Linked DNA regions of Homo sapiens: all the other regions are linked to region 3. The links are chromatin contacts, found by Hi-C or POLR2A ChIA-PET in ENCODE. All regions are on one chromosome and are shown on one strand. Each heading gives the region's core, a stretch centred on a gene start or an enhancer-like site at or near the end of the contact. The rest is flanking DNA. Distances are from core to core; before and after follow the strand shown. Region 1 holds the start of ANP32B (acidic nuclear phosphoprotein 32 family member B). Region 2 holds the start of TSTD2 (thiosulfate sulfurtransferase like domain containing 2). Region 3 holds the start of TGFBR1 (transforming growth factor beta receptor 1). Region 4 holds the start of TRMO (tRNA methyltransferase O). Region 5 holds the start of XPA (XPA, DNA damage recognition and repair factor). Region 6 holds the start of MSANTD3 (Myb/SANT DNA binding domain containing 3).

Region 1 (4,176 bases), core at 160-2,659, 1.1 Mb after region 3:
CGGCGCGCGGCTCCCGCCAGTGGGAGCCAAGCCCCGGCGGGGCGGGGGGAAACAGACCGAGGGCTCGGCGCGGGAAGAGGCGGCCGCCAGCCAGCGCCGAGGGCGGGCGGGCAAGGCCAAGCTCGTGGGCCGGCTCACCAGGCGCAGGGAGACGGGCACCCGCCAACATGGCGCTGCGGCGGCCTGTGGCGCGCCCCGGCTGGCGTGAAGAGCCGCCGCCCGCCCACACGGAGGGGCCAGCCTCCCGGGGCAAGGGCAGGGGCCCCGGGCGCCGCCGCCGCGGCACAGGGGGAAGGGCGAGGCCGTCGCCACAACGGTTGGCCTTGGTCGACCCGGGCTGCCCCTGGGAGGCAGGAGTGGGCAAGGCCGAGGGCGAAGAGGGAGCGAGAGAACGGGGGAGAAAGTTTTATTTTTGGGCTTGAAAAATGGCGGGAACCACGTCCTTTTTTCAAACTTGGCCTCGGGAGGGGCGGCGGTTGCGCCACCTCCGCCGCCCTGGCCCGCCCCTCCCCCGCTCCGCGCGCCGGGCCGCGCCCGCCCAGGCCTCCAGGCGCCCGAGGGGGCTTCTCGCTCCCTTCAAAAGAAAAAAGCCCCCTCCTCGCCCCACGACTGCTGACCTCGGCCGGGCCGGCGCCCACGGCGAGCTCCGGCCACAAGAGCCCCCGTCCCGCCCCACCCGCGCCCCTTCCCCGGCCGGCCCGGGGCGCGCGGAGCCCGGCCTGGCCCAGGCGGGGATGGCCGCGCAGCTCCTCGGCAGGCCGGGCCTCCGCCCGGCCGCGCATCCCGGGAGGCTGCAAACATGGCTCCCAGCGTTACACAACCCCCGCCTCCCTCTCTCGCCGCCGGCCACTTGCACACGCGCTCCCTCAGGGGAAAGACCCCGGCGGGCGAAGCGCTCAAAGTTTGCTTTCCCCCACACCGCTGCCTCCCCCCGGCCGCCCCAGGGGCCCGCGGGCGGCAAAGAGTTAATCCTCGCGCGCTCGCTCCCCCCTCCGCGCCCGCCCGCCTTCCCCGTCCGAGCCCACGAGCTGCGCTCTTCCCCGCGCCGGGGCCGGCGAACCCTCAGCCCGGGCCCCGCAGGTGGCCACCATTACATGCAAGTCATCGGGGGAGAGGGCACCCAGAGGGGTCTCTGCTTACAGCTGCCGGGGTCCGGTTCCTCAGCTCCAGGTGGATCCTCCTCTTCATGTCCATGTTCCCCTCTTCCCCCCTCTTCAAACTTAACTTTCCGCGGCGGGGGCGGAGGGGGGAGAGGCGTCCCGGCTTGCGCAGCGAGGGCCGTCGGAAGGGTTTGCTAGCGGCGGAGGCCGGCGGCGCGGTCCTGGGTGGCGGGCGGCGTGCGGGCAGGCGAGCGGAGCCCCCGGAGCCAAGTTACTCACGGGAGCGGAGAGAAACCATGGAGGGAAAAGGGGGCTGGAGCGCAGCGCTGGGCTCACTACCGCCGCCCCCGGCCGCGGCCTGCACTGCGCTTAAACCGGCGACGCGGCGCGGCAGCTGCTCGGCTCCACTCGGCCCCGCGCGGCGCTGCTCGGCTCGGCGGCCGCGGCTGCACCAAGGCGGGGCGGGGAGACTCGCGGCGGGCGGGGCGGAGGCTGGGGAAAGGCGCAGCCCGAATAGAGGAGCGACTTCCTCCCTCTCTCCGATTGCACGTGGGGCGGCTGATGTAAGACCTTTCTCGTGGGTGGGGGGGCTTCCCCGCCCCCCGGCCCCCGCCGCGCTGAGACTCCTTCTACCTCCGGCCCCACGTCGTCGCGCCCGGAGCTGGGCTTGCGGCCCGGGCTGGGAGGTTCGCGGGAAGGGTTGGTGGGAAGCTTTGCAGTCCGGCTGCGGGGGTCCCTAAAACCCAGTCCATCCGGGGAGGCTCACGGGGGCGGCCCGACGCCCGCGGAGGCGCGAGATGTGAAGAAGCCGGGGACAGGCTTTGACGTTCACCTTTTGCCTGCCACACAGTCTGGGGCCAACAGGCCGAACCCCGCTGCCTCCTTGGCAGACTGGCGTCCGTAGTGCCGCCGAGGATCCCCCCCGTCGGGACGGAATCGCGGCCGACCGGCCCTGGCAGGGCAGCTGGGGTCGCTTGCTAAGCCACAGAGCAGCCGAGCATCCCCACCCTGTTCAGGAGAGTCTCCCTCGGTTTTCTAACATTTTAATAGGAGCTAGAGAAGGAAACGATTAGCATTTCTAATAGGGCCTCAGGGTTTCCCCGCAGACTTTTTTTTTTAATCTCATTTATTCCTTAGGGCACCCCTGTGAAGTGTGTAAATTCTTGGTGGTCTAAGTTTCGCTGAAACCTGGCAGGCAGCCTTTGTCATGGTCTGGCCCAAAGGGTCCCAGGGGTTAGAGCACCAGATCGGGATGAGTGTTGTGCTTTGCAGAACACCGGGGAATGACGTTATATTCAGCGTACAATAAGTAAATACATAATGTGTCAAATCAAATACAATCTAAGAAGATCGTACTGACAAGAAGCACCAAAAACTAAGAACAATTTGTTAAAGAAAAACTTGAAATTCTATGTATTAACATGAAGTTTTATGGAAGTTAAGAAAGTGCCCCCTTTCCTATTTTACCTAAGTTTTAGTGGCAAACAACCCAAATTTAGTTGTAAACCAATTATATATCAGCTTTTAAAATACTGAGTGAGTTAACATTTGAAGATGAAAGTTTTAGAAGGAATATGGGAAAAGAAAAACTTTCTGGTAGTAGTTCCCTGACTCCGTTTGTAGTCTCAGCAGACGTCTTTATGACAAGGGAAAATGGAGACAGATGTTCTCAGGGTTACAAAAGGTCTGTAACTAAGGTTATGAGAACCACAGGGCTATGCAATGAGGGCTTTTACCAAACAAAACAAAACAAAACAAAAAATCGGTTTCATGAGCCAACAAGCGATTATTGAGGATCTGCTTTAAGGGGCTTGATATTATTTCTCTAATTCTCAGACAACTTTCTGAAGTAGGTGATAATTTAATCATTTTACAGATGAGGAGCTCAGGAATCTTAAGCTGCACGTCCAGCAAGAAGCAGAGCTAGGATTTACACCCAGATAGGTCTGACTCCACAGCCCACCATCTTGTGCTACATCATCAGTCTGGCTAGAGTGGAGTCATAGCATGGTGGGGGGCTACTTTGGTGCTGTAGGTTGGGAACAGTTGCAGAGGGCTTTTAATACCAAACAGCATGCAAGTGTCCTCGTGCAGGAAAAGGGGGGATGGTGCTGAAGGAGTCTTAAACGTGGTAGCTCTGTGCTAGAGAGTGGTAACCTGATGGCTCCCGGAGGAGGTGGTATTAATCCTTAGCATCAGGGCAAATCTTGAGACTCTGTCCTCTCTTTATGGCCAACTGGAGGGTATGAAGGACTCTTTCCCTAGGGTACATAGCTCACAGGATAGATGTGTGTTTTATAGTATTAAGCCACAAAGTAATTAATAAACATAGCCACAATGTGCTGCAAATAGAAGGCAAAAGAGCCAAAGGAGGAGAGACTACAGACACGGCACTGTCCGTTCTTACGCAGCCGGTGCTGGCATGCACCTCTGTGAACAAAGAGCATGTGTTCCAGTGACATGCTTCTTTGTCAGGGGCTTCACTGCCAGAGGCATAAATAACACAGGCAGAGCAGGGTGTGTCTCATTGCCCTGCCAACATCTTCTACGGGACTGTCAGTCTACAGGCCTGAAGGGGCTGTTGTCACAGCGCCTGGGTTTTGAATATTGCTGCTCTTAACATCATTCTCTGCATCTGTGTGTGAGAAAGATGTAGAATATTCAATTATATCTAATCTGCAAGTATTATCATGTCCATGGATTTATGGATTTCAACAAGGGCTGAAAGGGAATAAGGAAATGTAAAAACAGTTTGTTAGACCAAACTAAGAATGAACTTCTTTTTACTTCCATTGATGTTAACGTTTGACCAGTAAGTAATAAAAATATCAAATAATGCCAGGTTTTGGCACCCCTTGAGCCTTAAAACTGCCTGTTAATCAGAATGGCTATGTATTCCAAAAAGCTCTAAAATGTCTGAGCGGAACACTCCGAGCCAGTTTGTAACTCCTTGGACCTGTGCCCCACCCCGCTGCCTCAGCAACAGCATGTTACTTGTCATGTCATCATATGACTTGAGCCTTCCCCACAAACTTTGTGGCTGTGGACAGACTTTAATAAATCTGAAGATGAGAGG
Region 2 (3,748 bases), core at 372-2,871, 1.5 Mb after region 3:
TGGCAAATGATAAAACATCATTGTTGCTGATGTGTATTACCTCATTTAACCTTCACAAAAACCAGAAGATATAAATATCATTACTTCTGTATTACAGACTAAAGTTTAAGGAGATTTCATAACCTGGACAAGATCACCAAGTAAATGGTAGGGTCTGGCTTTGAACCTAAACCCTCTGGTTCCAAAGTCTCATCTCTTAACCACTACTATACACTCTCTTCAAAAAACAATACACTAAAATGTTAACAATAGAATTACTCTAAGTTTTACTTTTTTGGTGTGTGGATTTGTGTTTTTGACCGATTGTAAGGCTTATGTGTAATATAAGCATCTTTTTTTTGTTGTTGTTAAAACTAGAATTATTCCATCTTTATGAAGGCAACACTGATCTCCACGAGCACAATCATCCAAACGGAGATGGGAACCCCTGTTCTAACTCTCTCAGAGGCCTGAAGTTAGTTTTCTAGCACTCTCTCTCACACAAGGGAAATGCGCTTACGGCCAGTTCAAAATCTGCAGTAACCTGTGTCTGTTTATTAGGGACCTCTTGGGCGCAGGTAAGACAATATTCTTTCCCTGCAGCTTGAAAGAAGTGAAATCAACGGATAACCACTACCGGAACAGAGTTCAGACTGCAACTCATGAGATCTCTCAGTCCTTTCCTTCAGTGAATTCTTCCGAGCCCTTTTCAGGTGCAGCTTTGAAGGTTAAAACGAGACACTAGGACCAGTGGGTCCCTAAGAGGCGGCAGCACAGACACAGGTGTGCTTCCCTGCTCCGTGGTTTTACGGACGAAATTCTGAAGCATCCTTAGAGACCAAGGGTCTACCCATGGGGTTCACCAGGCCTTCTTTCCCGAGGATCGGCCCTTGACTCAAAGAACTGGGGCGGGGGAGAAGTCGCTTTCTAGAAGCCGCCCGACCACACCGCCACCATATTCTCCTCTTTCCCTCCGCGGCTCCCCGCACGTTCCCGGGGAGAAGAGCTTCCAGTCTCTTCCGTGGACACCCAAAGACGCCGAGCCTCGGCTCCCAACCGGGAGCGGCCTCCGTGGCCGGGCCGCAGGCACTCACCGTCGTTCTCGTCGCTGTGCCGCCGCCGCGACATGCTGCCCTCCGGTGCGCCGCGGAACCGAGAGGCCAGGCGGTAAGCGCTGCAGGAACTGTCTGGCCGCTGGCCGACGCAAGGACAGCTGCAAGGCGCGCGGATGGGCCGGCACGCAGGCGCACTAGCTCGCCACGGCCCCGGAAGCGCAGGAGAGGCCGCCGGGTGGGGCTAGGCGCTGCGACAGCCGGCGTGAGGAAGCTCAGTGGGCTACGAACGTCTGGCACACATGCAACCGCCCCCTCGGGCTGCCTCCGCCTGCCGGCTACTTCTTTCTCCCGCCTTCCGCTCTATGTCCTTCCGGGGCCACGCAGAAAGTGCCGCCGCTTTGGCCACTCAGAGCCCCCGGGCCGCGGTCGTCGTACGCCTGAAGGCGGGTCGTGCCGGCGGCCGCTCTAGTCTCCGCCTCCGCTCAGGCCGGTCCTCCGGGGCTTCTCAATGGTTTCCCGGTGGCCTCTCAATGGTTTTCCCGGCGGCCCTTGCGCCGACGCCAGGAGACTTCCGGAGCTTGGTGACGTCACGAGCGAGCTTTTCTACCCAAATACGCGGCGGGGGAATAGGCTCGAGGGCGGTGAGCAGTGACAATTGCTAGGCGGAGACAGTGCAGGGAAGAGAGACCTTAGAAAGGATCAGGACTGGCGGGTATGTGCTCATCTACTCCCACTTTCCGGCTTTTGCCGCCTTGGGAAAAGTGGGAGGAGAGGTTGGGCCAAGCTCGGCATGCGGGGTGGGGCCTGGGCGGGAGGCGGTGCCGCACGTGCCGCCCCTTGGTATGGAAAGGCCGGCCCTGACGCGAGCGTGCGGCTCCGGGCTTGCCGGCTGGCCGTCATTTTCCTTAAGTTGTTTGCTTAGGAAGGAACAAATGATTGTTTTAGTAATCTGTTTTCAAGGGTTATTGGGTACCTATATGCCTGTGTGTGAGCGTCCCCTCCCCTGATGTCTTTATGAGCACCATACTGGCTTATCTGCTTTGTCCATGGCCATCTGAAATTTCACTCTCCCGGCCTAATTCTCCTTCGGTCTTACCCATTTCAGTAAATGACGTCATCCGTCGGCCGCTTAATCCAAAAATTTAGAGTCTTTCTTAGCTCTTTTCCCTCTTTTTACATAACAATTATCTGTAAACCCTGCCTGCTCTGCTTTCAACACAAATCCAGAATCAGATCGTGTTACTGCTTTGTTTAAAAGTCTCCTATGACGGCCGGGCGGGGTAGCTAACGCTTGTAATCCTAACACTTATGGGAGGCCGACGCGGGCGGATCCGCTTGAGCCTAGGAGTTCAAGACCCACCTGGGCAACAAGGCGAACACCGTCTTTACAGGAAAAAAAAAAAAATTAGCTGAGCCTAGTGTTTGGCGCCTGTAGTCCCAGTTACTCGAGGGGAGGGTTGGGGGCCGAGGTGGGAGGATCCCTTGAGCCCAGGAGGTCGAGAATGCAGTGAGCGGTGATCGCACACTGCACTCCAGCCTGGGCAACAAAGTGAGACCGTGTCAAAAAAAAAAAGTCTCCTACGACTTTCCATTGCACACTCCATGCCATGGCCTGTGGGGTTCTACTTCTCCTCACTGTACTCCAACCACTCTTTCTGTTCTTACAATAAGTCAAGCTTGTTCTTATTTTAGGAACTTATACTATTTCCTTTACCTGAAGGTCTCTGGTTCTAAATCTGCGTGGCTGGCTCTTGGTCACTTAGGTCTCAGCTCAAATGTCAGGTCCTTAGTGAGGCCTTCTTTGGTTACCCAATCACTGTTTTATTTCATTCAACGAATATTATATTTATTAGCATTTAGCACCTCCTAGGTGCCAGGCAGAGTTCTGAATGCTGAGGATGTAGAGGTGAACAAAGGAAAACCCCTGCTCTCTTGGCGCTGATATATTCTAACGACCCATTCAGGAATACCCACAAATAGTGCCATCATAGGTAGTGAGCAACGGGAGAGTGGTAGATGAGATCAGAGAGGTAGGGGGAAGGTGCTCTGTGAGGACTTTGGACATTATCCAAGTGAATTGAGAAGTCATTGGAGTATGATTTTTTTTTTTTGAGACAGGGTCTCGCTCTGTTGCCCAGGCTGGAGTGCAGTGGCACGGTCTTGGCTCGTTGTAACCTCTGCCTTTTAGGTTCAGGCAATTCTTGTGCCTTAGCCACCCAAGTAGCGGCAATTACAGACATGCGCCACCACACCAGGCTAATTTGTATATTTTTAGTAGAGATGGGGTTTCGCCATGTTGGCCAGGCTGGTCTTGAACTCCTGGCCTCCCAAAGTGCTGAGATTACAGGCATGAGCCTCTGTGCAGGGCCAGTCTGACTTATTTTTTTAATAGTTACTTCTCATGCTCCCAAAGGAGGAAGATAGTTCAGCTTTTGCAGTAATTCTAGCTGCAAATGATAGTAGCTTGAACTAGGGTGGTAGTAAAGATGGTGGTGCAAAGTGATCTGATTGGATTGTACTTCAAAAGCAAAGCTGGCCAGGCATGGTGGCTCACCCCTGTAATCCTAGCACTTTGGGAGTCCGAGGTGGGTGGATCACAAGGTCTGGAGATTGAGACCATCCTGGCCAACATGGTGAAACCCTGTCTCTACTAAAAAAAAAAATACAAAAATTAGCTGCGTGTGGTGGCGTGCAGCTGTACTCCCAGCTACTCG
Region 3 (3,906 bases), core at 348-2,847:
ATATATATATGACATACAGGTTTGGGAAACTGAGATCTGAGTGAAAATCCTAGCTTTAGCACTTAAGTTATTGGGTACTTAACGTGTCTGTACCCCACTTTGCACATCTGTAAAGTGGGGCAAATGCCACTACTCCTGGGAGTTTACTTGTGGTGATTAAATAATGTAATTATACAATAGTGTATGCATTTACATCGTAGTAATGCACAATACATAGACGGTAGCTATTAGGACTGATTATAATCGTCACCGTCAGTCTTGATTTTTTAAAAAAATTTCAACATCTTTTGTCCAGTTTCAGAAACAGAAATGTACTTTCACTGCATTTTAGTTGCTAACACTGAGGCTGTGTATTTTAGCTTCTAGTGTCTCAGTTCAGCTGCTAACGAAGTTTTTCACTCATCCCTTTGTGGATACCAACCACCTACCCCAACCTGATTTACTATTTTGAAAAATCCAGCCAACAGTCTTCCTTGAAAACCAGCTATACAGATGTCTGAATCAAACTATTAACTGTCACTCAAGAAAAGGAACAACGTGAGTGATGTTCCTTCGAGGAAATAAAAAGCGTTTAATCAATTCACAGTCGTTCCCAAAATTTCCAAAACCCGCAGAATGAGCAAACGTTCAAGTTTCCACTATGAAAACAATCCGTAGCCGTCTGGTTACTGGACTCACTTCAACACTCCCCAGACGCACGAAAGAAGAAACATTCCGCGCATCTCCGCGCTTCCTTCTTCTCACACAAAGCCCCCCTGGCTGGAGGAGCAGCCCCTTCCAGCAGGGTCGGCTCGGGTCGAGCCGGGCGGGAGTCAGGGCGGCCTGCGGACCCAGGGGTCTCACCACACGTCGCCCCCGACTCCCACTGGACGAAGCCCTAGAGGCTCGGAGCTCACACCCCGCCCGGGAGCCGCCTTCCACCCCAACCTCAAACCCCGCCCCGGGTTCGGCAGCCTCTGGCACGGACCCTCTTGGGGCGGGGGTCCCCAGAACAAGGTCACGCCGTGCCCAGGGGGCGGCGGCGGGCAGCCACGGCTCTGCCAGTCCCCGCCGGCCTCGCACTCTCCGCCCCTGGCCCTCGCCCACTCACACCCCAGAGGGCAGCCCCGGACCTCGGACGACTCCGCCCGACTCCACCTCCCCGGGGAGTCCCGAGCGGGGCGGCCTCGGGCAGCCGGACACGTCCGCCCGCGCCCGGACACACGCCCCTGCCCCGCCTCCGCTCCCCGCTTGCGGTTCGCCCGGCAGCCGCCGAGCCGCGCGGCGCCACGAGAGCCCGGCCCGGGCCCCGGCGCCGCCACCTGCGCCCCCGGCCCCGCGCCATGTTTGAGAAAGAGCAGGAGCGAGCCAGAGGCCGGGTCCGGCCCGCGCGCCCCGCAGTCGCCCGCCCGCCGCGCCGCCGCTCACCCGTCGCCCCCGGGAGCAGCGCCGCCGCCGCCGCCGCCGCCGCCGCCAGCACGAGGAGGAGCAGCCGGGGACGCGGAGCAGCGACCGCCGCCTCCATGGTCCCGCCGCCACCGCCTGTGGCCCGGCCCGGCCCGGCCGCGCCGCTGCCTCACCCCAGCAAACCTCGCCTCGCCCCACCTCCCTAGCCGCCGCGGCGGCCTCGCTCCGGCCCTTTGTAACTGCTCGGAGGACGCGCGTCCATTGGCTGCCGGGCTCCCGCCGGCCCCGCCTCCCCGCCGCCGCGAGCTGCCAAGCGGGACCCAGCCGGGAGCCCCGCCTGCGGGCCCGCCAGGCAGCCAATCCGCAGCCGCGAGCGCCGGTTTCTGGCCACGCCCCACGCTCCCCGGGGGCTGGGCCGCCAGACCCCAGCCCCGGCCCGATCGGCTCCCGGCTCCGAGAGGCCGCGTGGGGGCGGGGTCTGCCAGCCCCAGCACCGCTCAGCCGCTAGCCCCGGAGGGCCGGGTAGAGCGATGGGTGTGTCTGTGTGAGTCTCTTTCGGAAAAAGGCTGTGGCCGTTCGACGCTCTTTTCTTCTAACCTCCTCTAGGCGCGGAAGATCTGGTACTGCCTCAGCCCCACCCTGACCCCATTCACAGCTCCGCATTGGCAATCCCAGCACATGCCACCCAGATCCGCTGCAGCGCCAGGCCCCTGCATCCACTTCAACTTCCCCTCTCCAAGTCCACGCATCAACTTCAGCATTCCCCCGAAGATCCCTCCTCAGTGCCCTTCACATGCGACTCACTCTCCTATTTCCTCCTGCTCCCAGCGGTCACCCCAAACCCAGCTCCCCCACCCAGTTCCAAACCCAGAAAGTCCTCAGATCCCAGCGTCAGACCCAGATCCTGAGCCCAAACACACCCCCAAATAGCCTCCCGCCTCCCTCCAGCACAGATCCAGGATGGGGATCCAAGCCGCACTCCTCTCAAACCCCTTCCCGATCCAGGTTGGAAAGGGAGGATCCCCACCCCAACCCCTCAAAGGAGGGGTTCCCCCTTCTTAGCACCCAGCTCCCGCGGGGCGGAGGGGGAGCAGTCATCATTACTTTGAGCTGTGTCTGACACTGCTGTATAATAATCCTGAGGTGTCACTAAAAACCCAAATAAACTCTACGTTTTCATTCTGAATTCCTAATTTACTGCGAGACGCTCCACCCACCTTCCCTCTGCGACGCCAAAATGAGCTCCAGATTTGTAATTCTTCCTGTCAGACTAGTCCTTTCTTCAGACACAAACACAGCCAAGGAGGCTGTTACGTAGAACAGAGAATATTTTTCCGCAGAACCTTTTAAGGAGGAAATTTTATTTTCTGTGTCATTTGAGCTTAGAATTAAATAAACCTTGATAGCAGGAATCAGAATGGTTCTGATTAATGCCAATTTGTGCACTACTTTAGAGTCACTGGGTGAGCATTTTCCCCACCTGTGAAGGCTTCCTTCCGGGAGATGAAAAGGGAAAAGGCGTGGATATTGGAGCTGGGATCTGAGACCCGCGCGCTTTCTCCCTCCTGTCTAGGACACTTACTTAAGCAAGTCAGCTAACCTTTCTGAACCTCCAACAGGCTCAGAGGCCTGCAACTTGCTCTACACCGCAGCTCCAGCAGCCTCAGCAGCAAACTCCCCTCTTGCTCAGGCTGAGGGATTCCAGAGAGATGGCTTCTGGCAGGCTCCAGTCCCAATTTGCCCTCTCAGTTCCAGTTTCTTCAATGGAGATTTGGTGGACTTTGTGCCACCTGAGGTCCCTAGACTGCCTTTTTGCTGCTCTATTTGCAATGTCTTTCATAAGATAAGAGCTAATGAGATTTTTATTGTATGAATGAATGAATGATCTCAGAAAGTGACTGTTTTTCTCTGGCCATTAGCTTCTTCATCTCTAAAATGTAAATAATAATAGTACCTACCCCGTTTATAAATAAAAGGGATTGAATCACTTGTCTTGGGCCCCTTAAATGACGTAATGTGTCTGGTACAGTGTCTGGAACATAGTAAATATTTAGCTAATGCCATTTCTTTGCCCATCCCCTTCCAGCTCTGTATGATTCTAATCAGCATGTATGTTCATGTCAGTCTGTGCCTTTGACGTACGGAGCCTAGATTAATCAGTGTTAATCACACCTCCAGTTCCTTAACATTTTCCGTGGAATTCAGTGGATACAATAGGAAGGAAAAACAGACTATTTTTAAGTTGTATCTTCCTGATACTAGGAGGAAATTTCCATGAGCCACAGATCCATAAATAAACTACACTAGAATGGAACACTAAATTATTAGTTTAAAATCATGGTTCCCAAATTGTAAAGTCTCTCCAATTACCTGGAGAGCTTGTAATAATACAGATTCCTGGGTCTCCCTCGGCCCTAGCAAGTCTGCTTCAGTTCATGTGGAGAAGGTTCAGGAATCTGCATTTGTAATAGACATCCCAGGTGATTCTGCTGCAAGTGGCACTGGGCCCGCTTCAAAAGA
Region 4 (3,745 bases), core at 678-3,177, 1.2 Mb after region 3:
AGAAACCCATGAACCATATGATATTATAGCCAAAATGATGTGTGGGACGGTTCAAAGCTTTAGTTGATTCTCAAAGGGGTCCTTCACCCAAATGAGAGGTTAAGAATCACTCTACTGAGAAGTGTTTCTCAAAGTAGTACAAGCTGAAGACTACATAATTATTTAGGTCATTTCTTTAAGGCAGATTTCTAGGTCTTACATCTGGAGGAGAGGTTAAGTCTTATAAACTGCAAATAATCACATATAATTCCAGACAAGATAATAAGAACTTCAAATCATAGACTAAAAAATGTGCTGCATATTTAAGTTCCCGTTTTCAGTCAAGAGAAATTTTACCTATAAAAGAAGTAGCAATCTATTTCCCTAGTATATTCAAATCAGCTTTGCATTTCAGTACTTGTCACACTTGGTAATTACATATTTTTTTGTGTGATTAACAACGTCTACCATGCCCTCCAGGAGGGCAAATATCTCTTTAAATCTAGTCTTTCCACAGATAAAGCGGGACTATCATTTTTAGCAACACCACCATCTAGTGGCAAGCGCAGTAATTCTGGCCCAGTTTTATAAACACACACATACACACACACGCGCGCGCGCTATATATATATAAAACAATGATTTTCAAACTTGTTTCTCCAGCTGCACAGAGCTGTCCCTCCTAAAAAAAATGGCAGCCTTTTCCAAGTTGTCCTGTAAAAATGACCTGCCAAAAGACACTATATGAATTTGATCAGTTTTATCTTATTTTTTAAACCACAATCTTTAATTATTTGGCTCCTCCTGCTGGTTATTTTCTACCAGAAATCAATGACAAATGGACAGACATGGAAACATCTTTTCATGGTTGTTAGACTTTTCAATCTGTGACTCATATGCTTTTGAATATTTTATACTGCAGATGTTAACAGATAAAAAGATAAAAGATTTTAAAATTTCTCCCAGAAAGAGAATTATATACAGAGAAACTTACTAAAGGTGAGAGACAGCATTACAAGTGGGTAAAAGATAGGCTATCATTGCAAGGACAACTGGTCATTGCATGGGATTAAATGATTCTTGTTAGCTCTTAGCTTCTCAGAGCTGTCCAGAAACGACAATAATCCCCACAATGCACATGGCATGTTGACTCTTATAATTCCATTCTCACTTCAGTTCCGGTAAGGTGTGGAGCACAAGAAACAGTTCCCACTCCTTAACCCCTAGCACATAGTAGGGCTCCTTTATAACATCCACCACACTTGAAATAAGACTTATTTGGGGTTGTTTCTGACAAAGCATAACTTATATTATGGAAAAATTTCCCACCACCCAGGGATAATTTTTTTTTTTTTTTTTTTTTTTTTTTTTTTTTTTTTTTTGATACGAGGTCTCGCTCTGTCACCCAGGCTGGAGTGCAGTGGCGCGATCACGGTTCACTGCAGCCTCAAACTCCTGGGCTCAAGCGATCCTCCCGCCTCAATCTCCTGGGTAGCTGGGACCACAGGTGCCTGAGAATTCTTAACATTTCTTAACGTCCAGTCCTTCCGCTCTGTGTTAATTACATATACACATCCCTTAAAAATTAGGGTCATACTGGACGTATAGGTTACTTAATAATGTTTCGAGAGAGACATAGTTGCGAGTTCTTCATGGAGGTGTGTTCCCTCTCAAAAAGCGCGGGAAGCCGGAGTCGCATTCTACCCTAGGAGGGCGGGCAACTGTAGCAGCTGTGTGTAAGATAAACGAGATTGGGGTCCCGGAGGGGCACACGCCCGGGATAGGGTTCGAAGCCCCATGGAGAACTCAAAGCTTCCCTCAACGCCACCCTGCGCGCGCACATTCTCCTGGGTTCGCGGGACCTCGCCGGCGAGGCCACTGCGCATGCGTCAGGCATGGAGAGCGGAAGCGGAAGGTTGAATGCGTCGGGTGGGCACCTCAGCAACCAGTAGCCATGCGCGGCTTGGAGGAGTCGGGGCCTCGGCCTACAGCGACCCCGTGCGGCTGCGTTAAGCCGGCTCTGGAGACAGGTAACTTCCAACACCGGCGGTGCCACACTCTGGAGAGGTTTAGGCCCAGGCAGCGGACTTCGTTGCCGAGAGGGGTGTAAAACGCACGATCTGGAACTGACGTGCGTCATTCTTTTACCTACGGCGAAGGCACGGGTCACGTGCTGCGGAGACCACGTGATGTGCTTTGGCGAGCGGGATGACGTCATCTGGCTTGTTCCGCTTTGTTATAAGACTTGTACTGTCTGCGTAGTCTTGGCTCAGTAGCTGGAGCAGCTACGTGCAGCGTAGGGGCTTTTCTCTTAGGGGTTTCCTTGCCATAGCGTATGGGAGATGGTGTTAGGCGGGTTAGGAATTAATAAATGCCATAGAGAGGCATCCTGCGCTGTAGGAATGAGGACAGAGAAGGGGGAAAGTTTCTGGGGGAGAAAATAGTTTTAAATTGGGCCTAGAAAGACAAGGCATGAATTTGTTTCTCTTTACTCACACGTTTTCATAGAGGAATATATTAGCTTTAGAAACTGGAAAGCAAATGGAAGAAAATTAAAATAACCTGCCAGAGAAAGCCATTGTCAATATCTTGGTGTCTACCTTCCACGCTTGTTTCTTTGCATACACACTTGGAAAGTGAGGTACTATACGACCTGTTTAGTAACGTTAAAATAATTTAAAAAAAAATCTTAACAGGGCAGTTAATGTTAATTATAACACTTTGGGCCGGGCGCAGCGGCTCATGCCTGTAATCCCAGCACTTTGGGAGGCCGAGGTGGGCGGATCACGAGGTCAGGAGATCGAGACCATCCTGGCTAACACGGTGAAACCTCGTCTCTACTAAAAAATACAAAAAAATCAGCCGGGCGTGGTGGTGGGCTCCTGTAGTCCCAGCTACTCGGGAGGCTGAGGCAGGAGAATGGCATGAACCCGGGAGGCGGGCTTGCAGTGAGCCGAGATCGCGCCACTGCACTCCGGCCTGGGCGACAGAGCGAGACTCCGTCTCAAAAAAAAAAAAAAAAAATTAACACTTTGTTTTGTTATTATTAATTTTTGTAGAGGCAAGCTCTCACCGTGTTGCCCAGGCTGGTCTCAAACTCCTGGGCTTAAGCAATCCACCTGCCTTAGCCTCCCAAAGTTTTGGGATTACAGGCATGAGCCACTGCAACCAGCCTAACGCTTTGTTTTAGATATGTGCTCTAATTTAACCAGCTTCCTGTTACTGAGCATTTAAGTTATTGCCAGTTTGCATTGTTCTAAAAGAAAGCTCTTGAAGCCGAAATGTTTGTGTACATTCTAAAGTTTGAACTTTGTTAAATTTCTTGGAAGTGCTATTACCTGGCCAAATGTGCTTATTTAAAAAAAATTGTTGCACACTGCCGATTACAGGTCTCATATTTTGACAGGAAGGAAAACGCAGAAGCCAGGGCTCAGAAGTCTACACAGTATAGGTTTGGGGAGCTAGAAGTCTAAAGTGTTGGATGGAACAGGGAGGTGGGAACCTTTGGATTCTGATTGTGAAGAAACTTGAGTACCAGGCTAAGAAATACAAAGTCTGTTAACAGTGGAGAATATGAAAAGTTTAAAGTTAAAGAGTTAGCATAACACAAGAAACTCTAGGAGTGTTGAGGATTCGTCTAGAGTATTTTGAGAAGGGGAAGAACTTGCAGTGGGGACAGAAAGCCTAAGAAGGGTAATTTAATAGTACAGGTGGAAATGAAAAGGACCTGAACTTATTTTCAGAGCAAGACGTGTAGACAATCCTG
Region 5 (4,057 bases), core at 906-3,405, 1.4 Mb after region 3:
TGGTGTCATCAGTGACCTCCGGAGCCCATGGATGTGGCTCTCCACAGACTGGCGCATGGCCAGCTCTGTCTCATACTTGACTCTAAAGTCATCAGCAGCAAGACCAGCATTGTCAATCTGCAGAACAATGCAGGCATTGTCCACAGTATTTGTGAAGATCTGAGTCCTCAGGCCCTCAATGGTCTTGAAGTAATGGCTCATCTCTGACCTGGGGTCCCTTCTTCTACAGGTGCTCCTGGATTTTACTCTCCAGCTTCCAGTTCTTGGCCTCCAGGCTCCTCATTCTGTCCAGGTAGGAGGCCAGGCAGTTGTTCAGGTTTTGCACGGTCTCCTTCTTGTTCTGGATGCCTCTCATTCCTGCCAGACCCCTGGCCATCCCCGCGGCCAGGCCCCCGGAACCCATGCTGCTCAGGTAGCTGGTGGAGCGGGACATGGAGATCCGGGAACCAGAGCCCCCGTGCCTGTACAGACGCTGGCTATGCTGCTGACCAGCCGGACACCGTAGCTGGGTGCCTGGACAGAACCCAGGGACCGGTAGTTGGTGGAGAAGGTGGAGCGAGTGGTGAAGCTTATGCTGTCCAGGGAGGAGAGTGAGAGGACAGGACTCAGGCTTTGCCGACGACTTTAATTTTTTTTTGAGACAAGATGTTATTGTGTTGCCCAGGCTGGAGTGTAGTGGTGCCATCACAGCTCACTGCAGCCTTGACCTCCTGAGATGGGTTCTTGTTACATTGCCCAGGTTGGTCTTGAACTCCTGGTCTCAAGCAATCCTCCTGTGTTGGCCTCCCAAAGGGCTGGGATTACAGACATGAGCCACTGCACCTTGCCAATTATTATTATTTTTTAATAGTGACAGGGTCTCACTGTGTTGCCTCAGCTTGTCTTGAACTCATGACCTCAAGTCATCCTCCTGCCTTGGCCTCCCAAACTGTTGAGATTACAGGTGTGAACCACTGTGCCCAGCCTAGTTTTTAATTTTAATGAAGTCCAGCTTTTTTTCTTTTGTTGCTTGTGCTTTTGATGTTATGGAATTTGAAATAGTTTCACCTGGGCAAGATTGATGGGTAGGGAGAAAGAAGGATCTGAGGGGAAGGGAGATGGGGATGGCTTGAGATTCTATCTCCAATTCAACCTAAGATTTCAGCAGGTAACTGCTTTATACGAGGTTTTGCAGCTTTATGTATATATGACCGATAAATTAGAACACTGAATTGTGTTTCTGAAAGGTTAACCATTGAACATTAGTGGGAAACATCAGTGTGTGAGGTTGTCTTTCTAAAAGCCAGTCCTAAATGGTACATGTAGTAATTAGAAGTTAATGTTTTCTGGTTTCAATTAAGCATTATTTGTAACAAAGGGAAAGCATACATTTTTGGGAAAGCCTGCTATGTTTCTTTTGTTACACTAGCCACACTTTTGGGAAGTCAGGATATTTGGCCCAGATCCAAACCCACTGTCTACCTGGCAGTAGCTCATCCTCACTGAAGGAATATTCCATGGGAAAGATAGCCAACCTTATGCATATCAGCCTTGGAGCAAGTCCTGCATTTGCCTGAGGTCACACAGCAAGTTAACTGGGAGTTTCAACCCAGGTCTTCTCATTTTAAATCTAAGGCTGTGTCTCTAGGCCGTGTATCCAACATAAAATCAGGACTATCATCTGTTGGGCTCTATGACTGGCACTACTACTACTCACTGTTACCATTTTTTGAGGTCTTCTACGTGCCAGGTTATTGTCCTGGCAATCTAATCCTCCCAAAGACTCGGTAAATGGTTCCATAATTATCCTCATTTTACCACTGAAGAAACTGAACTCTGGTTAAATAACTTGCCCAAGGTCACACAGACTTTAACTGTCAAGAGCTCAGACTTAACCCAGGCCTGACTCCAAAGCCTATACTCTGAATCACCAAGCGAGACCTATTTTAAAGGTGACCAGGTCGTGAGATATGATCTCAGCACGGACCCTTCTCCCGGATGACAAGAGAGCAGGTAGTTAGGCGGGTACTCCGTGTCCGCGCATACCCAGACTCCGCCCAGCGCCCGGGCAGGCCACCCCGAGCCCCTTAACTGCGCAGGCGCTCTCACTCAGAAAGGCCGCTGGGTGCGGGGAGCGCAGAGGCGGTGCAGGGCGGCTGGCTCGCCTCGGCGTGCAGTGCGCGTGCGTGGAGCTGGGAGCTAGGTCCTCGGAGTGGGCCAGAGATGGCGGCGGCCGACGGGGCTTTGCCGGAGGCGGCGGCTTTAGAGCAACCCGCGGAGCTGCCTGCCTCGGTGCGGGCGAGTATCGAGCGGAAGCGGCAGCGGGCACTGATGCTGCGCCAGGCCCGGCTGGCTGCCCGGCCCTACTCGGCGACGGCGGCTGCGGCTACTGGAGGTTTGGGCCGCGTCCGCGCTTTCCCCTTCCCTCTCCCCGCCTCCCCGGTCCCCAGACTGGCTCGTGCAAGCCGAGTCCCGGGGCCCGGGGGTCGCGTCAACTCCGCTGGCGTATGTGTGCAGATTCTCCCCGAGTCGGAGAGGGAATCCGCCCAGCCAGCCGCCTTGTCAAAGCGTCCTGTCCACGACCACAGAGCGTTCCTCTGTCGCACGCGGGCCTCCTGACCCCCAGCCCCGGGCCTTCTTCGCTGCACCTCGGCTGCTGGCAGCTTCGATTTTTCGTTTAGGGATGCAGCCGCCCCGGCCGGGAGGTGTCAGCCACTGCCAGGTGTCAGGGCCTCAGCTGTCCCGGAAAGAGGAGTTAGACTAGTTCTTGATTCTGGCCTCTATACCTAGAACTAGTTGATGGAAGAGGCAGATCTTGGTGTTTGTTAGGGAGAGCTTTCAACAATTAGAGTTGCCAAAAGTGCAATGGATTGCTTCTCATGAGCTTCCCGTTACTAGAAGCGCTCAAATAGGAACTGGAAGAACGCTTACTTATGTGGAGGAGAGGAGATTCAGCAATCAGAATCTCCTACTCAGCAATCAGAAGAAGGGACTGGATAGTAAACCTTTAAGATTCTAATCCATAGATTCCATGAGTCTATTTCTTGGACATGTGACCTCTGCGATTTCTTGGCAAAAACTAGTTGCTCAAAACGTGTTTATTGATTGAAGTAAATTAAGGACTGATCTCTCATTGCAGATTATTCTCTTATAGAATTTGCCACTGGGGTCAACTAATAATCTTTAACAGGATACTTAAAATATAGTTTGGTTGACAGGCAGTTCTTCAGGGCTGCCTCTATAACATGAAGTACATGTGTTCCTAAAGCTCTATACTGCCCTTTGTCGAGCACAGTTTAGAGCTGTATTACTCTTTTTTATCAGCCAGATGTAGTGAGAGTGAGAAGAGTCTGAGGCTGGCAGCATGTCTTGATGTTCATACTAACACCGAAACTGCAAATTCCAGCTACTTTTGATGGTACTGGTCTCATCCTTTCTACTTTATAGTGGTTACCTTTTATTCCTTTCTAAACTTGAGGCACGCTAGAGTCAGACAGAAAGTTCATTTGCACTGATTAATTCATAGTCATGATTCCATAAAGGTTTCCAGGTCTACGACATGGCTGTGGAACGGAAGGTGCAAAATAGCAAAAACTGACATTAAATTAAACTTTTGATCATGGAAAGCAAGGTAGAATGAACATTCTTTAAGATTTCTTAGGCAGTTCCCCAAGAACTGAACTGTATTGTAGCATTGTGTACAACCCACCATGTTTCAAGAGTTAGGTAAGTGCTGAGATTTTTATCTTTGTGACACTTTTATTTCATGGTACTATACAATTTTCTTTTTCTCTGTGTGCCATGACATATGCCATGAAAGACTGAAAAAACTTGCTTAGAATACGAAGAGTGGTGCTAAGGTCCTGGGGAAACAGCAAGGCATAGCAGCAGAGAGAAATCGGACTTTGTTTTGGGCATGAGTTAGCATTGTTTAGGATCCTGCTCAAGTCATGGGCTCGACTACTCCAGCTTTCCCTCTTCTTAATTCTCATTGTGTTTACTGTCATTCCATTCATTTACTTTGCTATTTATATTACATATTCTGGTAGGTTCATTCATTTCTATCCATCCAGTTGGT
Region 6 (4,230 bases), core at 202-2,701, 1.3 Mb before region 3:
CCTTTGTCCCCTAGCCCGGGTCTCTACGGGAGGGATGAAATCTGGCCCAGCAATGCTGCAGGGGAGGGATGGTGAACCCTGGTGCCTTCCTCTACATCTTCCTCCAGGACTTCAGAATCCTTCTTCTCCCCCTTGTCCATCCCATGTCTCTCTCTGGCCCTGGACTCCCACAGCCATCCTCAATCCTAACTCAGAAACTATGTTTTTTAATTAATATTCAGCAATTTCCTTGGAATACAATCATCTGCTCTGACATGCTGAAAGGCACACTCTCTGGCCCTGATATTATCCTACCTCCAGTTTTAAATGTATGACAAATATATCCCTGCATCCTATAACTACTCTCCTCGATACTGCAGGAACGTCTGTAATGTTAAATGTTATCACGCCTAAGAAATACCCAACCTCCTGAATCGGAATAGGGAGACTAAATTCTTCACTGTTTCGTACTCCTAAATAAAGATTATTCATGCAATTTACAGTAACTACCTCACAGCGCCAGGGTGATGATTCAATGATAATTCATGCCAACTGTTTAGTACCTAGGGCCTGGTACATACAGAGTGCTCAAAATTTAGCTGTTATCATTTACATACATTATCTTTCACAATAGTACCTGAGGGTAGATATTATACCACGCCCCCCCGACCCCCGCCTCTAATTTACAGAAACAGTAGCCCCGGCTCGGAGTAAAGGAGCTTTCCCAAGGTCAGTCAAGCAAGGATGTGATGCTCGGCCTTCATCCTGCAAGTGAGGGATCCCTCCCGTTACACTCTGGACGGGCGGGGCACTGGAGGTCTTAAAGGAGACAAGTATGGAAAAGCGCCGAGCACAGTGATCAGCACACAGTGGGGACGCCGGGATGGGAAGACCGCGGTACTGCAGGTCACCTGGATTCCCCCCGAGCAGCTCCCCGAGCCCGGGAGTCCAAAGCCCACCCCGCTCCCAGCCGTGGGCGCGCCACTGAGTACCCCAGAGGCCCGCGCCCCGGGGCTTTGTAGGCAGCAGGCCGGCCCTACTCACCGAGTCCCATCGCGGCGCGCAGAGGCGGCCGCCCGGCGCCCAGCCTGCAAGGCCGGGGTCGCAGCGGCTCGGCCCGAAAACCCTCCATGCCGGCCCCCGGCCCCCTCTACGCCCGGCCCGCGCCCCCCACCCCCGCCCCCGCCCGGCTGCGGCCCGCCCGGAAGGGGAGCCTCCTACCTGCAGCGGCGGCGCGGCAGCCGCGGCGACCGGGGGAGGGGCCGGCGAGGCGCGAGGGCGGGCGGCCTGGGCTCCTCTCGCAAGCAGGGCGGCCGGGAGGGCCGCGGGCTCCCGAACGCCGGGCGGCGGCGGCGGCGGCGGCGCGCCCCCGGCCGGCCAGGCCCCGCCGCGCGCGCCGCGGCCACAAAGCCCGGACGCCGCCGCCCCCTCGCGGACCGCCCGCCGCCTGCCGGTCCGTCGGCGCCGCCGAGGAGGGCGGGAGCGCGGCCCCGCGCCAGTCCCCACTTCCCCGAGCTGCGGCCGCCGGCCTCCAGGGGACTGGGGCGGGGCGCGGGGTGCCCCCCCGCCCACCTGCCCGTCCGCACCGACCCCGCTCCTGACATCCTCGGGCTGACGTCCTCGTGCTGATTTAGTTGCCTTTTTTCCCCACCTTTGCAGAGGAGCTCCTGAAGCGGCCCGAAAAACTGTTTTATTTCTATGAACAACAAAAGAATACATTTGTCACACGGGATTTGGCGGCCATGAACACGAGTTAGTTCAGTCCAGGTCCCCCGACTGAAATAGGCCCTTTTCTTTTAGGACTCCTTGATACTTGGGACAGCGAATCCCCCTATGCTGAGTTTATCAGAACTTCTGTTAATTTGTGGAACGTGCCTCCCCCAGGAGAGCGACTGTGCTCACTGGAGCCCAGGACCTGTCTCGGACACTGTGCTGACTCATTTGGAATTAATGCGTGTGTAAATGCATGCACAACAGCTCAAACTGTCGGGACAAGCCACCCTTTGCTCCTCCCGCAAACAGAGTGGCTGGATGTTTCTTTTGCCCTGGATCCATTGGGAAGACTCCAACCCCAGAGAAAGGCAGAGAAGGCTTTTTAACTTTTTTTTTTTTTGAGGTGAAATTCGCATAACATAAACCACTTAAAAGCGAACGATTTGGTGGCATTTATTACATTCATAATGTTGAGCAACCACTTCTATCTAGTTCTGAAACATCCATACTCCATTAAGCAGTAATTCCCCAGTCCCTCCTTCCTCCAGACCCTGGCAACGACTCAGCTATTTTCTATCTCTGTGAGTTTACTTTTTTCTGGGTATTTCATATAAATGCAACCATACAATATGCGGCCTTTTGTGTCGTTTCTTTGACTTAGCCTGTATTTAAGATTCATCCATGTTGAGGCGTGGATCAGTACTTCATTCCTTTTTATGGCTGATTAATATCCCATTGTATGTGTATATTATAATTTGTTTATTCATTCATCCCTTGATAGATATTTGGGTTACTTCCACCTTTTGGCTATTGTGAATAGTGCTGCTCTGAACATGCCTGTACACATATTTGAGTACCTGTTCCCAGTTCTTTTGGATACATACCTAGGAGTGGACTTTCTGGGTCATAGGGTAATTCTATGTTTAACTTTTCCAGGAACTGCCAAAAAGTTTTCCACAGCAGCTGAATGAATCATTTTACATTCCCATCACCAATGTTTGAGGGTTCCAAGTTTCCACAACCTTGTCAACACTTGCAATTTTCCGTTTTTGTGTTTTAATTCCTTGAACATTTTTGAGACTATTGCTTGCCCTCCCAACTCCCACTATCCATAGCCCTAAAGTAAAAACTGATCTAGGTTTTCACTATGTACAAAGAATCACGCAACCCTTTCTTTCTTCCCTCAAAAAACAATCCAGGGCAGAAGCACCAATAAAAATAAAGACCCTAAACTAAGAGCTATACTGGTCCTCATTCTTTTTCTTTTCTTTTTTTTTTTTTTTTTTTGAGACAGAGTCTGCTGGAGTGCAATGGTGCAATCTTGGCTCACTGCAACCTCCGCTTCCCGGGTTCAAGCAATTCTCCTGCCTCAGCCTCCCAAGTAGCTGGGACTATAGGCATGTGCCACCACTCCTGGATAATTTTTGTAATTTTAGTAGAGACAGGATTTCGCCATGTTGGCCAGGCTGGTCTCGAACTCCTGACCTCAAGTGATCTGCCCACCTCAGTCTCCCAAAGTGCTGGGATTACAGGCATCTCATTCATTATTTTAACAATAATTTGTCTGATGTCCAGGAGGCCTTGAAATTGTCCAGAGAGCCTGGAAACTAAAATTATACCAGGGGAGTTGCTACAATGTGCTAGCAAACAAGCTATGATACCACACCGAAAGCCAAGGCTGTACATCATTTACACTTGTTTTCCACTTAGTGCCATATTATAAGTCCATGAAGATTCCCTTCTTACATGCAGATACGGTCAAGGGAAAACTATTGGGGTGTGACATTGGAAGGTCAATTCAGATTGGAAATTTGATTGATAAAGTGATACAGTGTGGAAAAAGCACTAGATAAACGTGAACTAAGTTAAGCTCCTGAATCTCAGTTTTCTCATTTCATTTTTTTTTTTTTTTTTGAGACGGAGTCTCGCTTTGTCACCCAGGCTGGAGTGCAGTGGTGGCGCAATCTCGGCTCACTGCAAGCTCCACCTCCCGGGTTCACGCCATTCTCCTGCCTCAGCCTCCCGAGTAGCTGGGACTACAGGCGCCTGCCACCACGCCTGGCTAATTTTTTTTGTATTTTTAGTAGAGACGGGGTTTCACCATGTTAGCCAGTATGGTCTCGATCTCCTGACCTCGTGATCCGCCCGCCTCTGCCTCCCAAAGTGCTGGGATTACAGGCATGAGCCACCATGCCCGGCCAGTTTTCTCATTTCTAAGATGGGAATATGATGCCTACCTGGCTGGGTAGATAAAAGCTTCTAGTCTTAACTTCAGCAAATGATCAGTGTTATTTTATTGATTTAAATAATGAAGATTGTGGCTCATGCCTGTAATCCCAGCACTTTGGGAGGCTGGAGCATGTGGATCGCTTGAGCCCAGGAGTTCAAGACCAGCCTGGGCAACGTGGCAAAACCCCATCTCTACCAAAAATACAAAAATTAGCCAGTCTCATAACCTGGTCTCAAAATAAATAAACAGATAAAATTTTAAAAATAAAAAAATTAATGCTGTAATAAATAAATAAATAATGGTGATTG

What was found. A loop is a pair of places that touch in the nucleus more often than their neighbours do. ChIA-PET counts read pairs that join two places held with the same protein, here RNA polymerase II (POLR2A). Pooled maps may share reads with other maps.
Region 1: a loop to region 3 is called in a map of CD4-positive, alpha-beta T cell, with 6 times the contacts of the local background. The contact joins the promoter of ANP32B here to the promoter of TGFBR1 in region 3. A Hi-C loop is called at or near these places in 2 of 168 maps with a recorded cell type or tissue (CD4-positive, alpha-beta T cell and CD8-positive, alpha-beta T cell) and 12 of 50 pooled maps.
Region 2: a pooled map shows a loop between it and region 3 (7-fold over the local background). The contact joins the promoter of TSTD2 here to the promoter of TGFBR1 in region 3. A Hi-C loop is called at or near these places in 7 of 50 pooled maps. POLR2A ChIA-PET finds 5 or more read pairs at or near these places in 3 of 52 experiments (CD4-positive, alpha-beta T cell, PC-9 and WTC11).
Region 4: a map of ascending aorta shows a loop between it and region 3 (8-fold over the local background). The contact joins the promoter of TRMO here to the promoter of TGFBR1 in region 3. A Hi-C loop is called at or near these places in 1 of 168 maps with a recorded cell type or tissue (ascending aorta) and 10 of 50 pooled maps. POLR2A ChIA-PET finds 5 or more read pairs at or near these places in 1 of 52 experiments (activated T-cell).
Region 5: a loop to region 3 is called in a pooled map, with 4 times the contacts of the local background. The contact joins the promoter of XPA here to the promoter of TGFBR1 in region 3. A Hi-C loop is called at or near these places in 1 of 37 single-sample maps with no recorded cell type and 4 of 50 pooled maps. POLR2A ChIA-PET finds 5 or more read pairs at or near these places in 1 of 52 experiments (activated CD8-positive, alpha-beta T cell).
Region 6: a loop to region 3 is called in a pooled map, with 7 times the contacts of the local background. The contact joins the promoter of MSANTD3 here to the promoter of TGFBR1 in region 3. A Hi-C loop is called at or near these places in 2 of 168 maps with a recorded cell type or tissue (breast epithelium and posterior vena cava) and 10 of 50 pooled maps.

Annotation. Positions count from the first base shown.
Region 1 is chr9:97,980,574-97,984,749 of GRCh38, reverse strand. ANP32B (acidic nuclear phosphoprotein 32 family member B) reads right to left here and starts at 1,409. Exons shown (of 7, transcript NM_006401.3): 1 at 1,141-1,409. The coding sequence starts at 1,194. All of the region lies in intron 2 of LOC124902226 (a long non-coding RNA gene), which reads left to right. RefSeq lists silencers at 80-309, 340-389, 400-599, 670-749, 940-1,029 and 2 more and an enhancer at 657-1,539.
Region 2 is chr9:97,631,241-97,634,988 of GRCh38, reverse strand. It overlaps TSTD2 (thiosulfate sulfurtransferase like domain containing 2), which reads left to right and starts at 1,621. Exons shown (of 10, transcript NM_139246.5): 1 at 1,621-1,746. It overlaps NCBP1 (nuclear cap binding protein subunit 1), which reads right to left and starts at 1,168. Exons shown (of 23, transcript NM_002486.5): 1 at 1,074-1,168. The coding sequence starts at 1,107. RefSeq lists enhancers at 671-750, 308-1,143, 1,308-1,602, 1,371-1,700.
Region 3 is chr9:99,102,804-99,106,709 of GRCh38, reverse strand. TGFBR1 (transforming growth factor beta receptor 1) reads right to left here and starts at 1,597. Exons shown (of 9, transcript NM_004612.4): 1 at 1,408-1,597. The coding sequence starts at 1,504. RefSeq lists silencers at 870-1,379, 1,470-2,069.
Region 4 is chr9:97,920,682-97,924,426 of GRCh38, reverse strand. TRMO (tRNA methyltransferase O) reads left to right here and starts at 1,927. Exons shown (of 5, transcript NM_016481.5): 1 at 1,927-2,009. The coding sequence starts at 1,934. RefSeq lists an enhancer at 1,875-2,324.
Region 5 is chr9:97,695,438-97,699,494 of GRCh38, reverse strand. XPA (XPA, DNA damage recognition and repair factor) reads left to right here and starts at 2,155. Exons shown (of 6, transcript NM_000380.4): 1 at 2,155-2,374. The coding sequence starts at 2,203. It also overlaps the pseudogene KRT18P13. RefSeq lists a silencer at 1,994-2,093 and enhancers at 2,644-2,693, 2,704-2,763.
Region 6 is chr9:100,424,364-100,428,593 of GRCh38, reverse strand. MSANTD3 (Myb/SANT DNA binding domain containing 3) reads right to left here and starts at 1,451. Exons shown (of 3, transcript NM_080655.3): 1 at 1,201-1,451. RefSeq lists silencers at 955-1,074, 1,115-1,344, 1,385-1,614.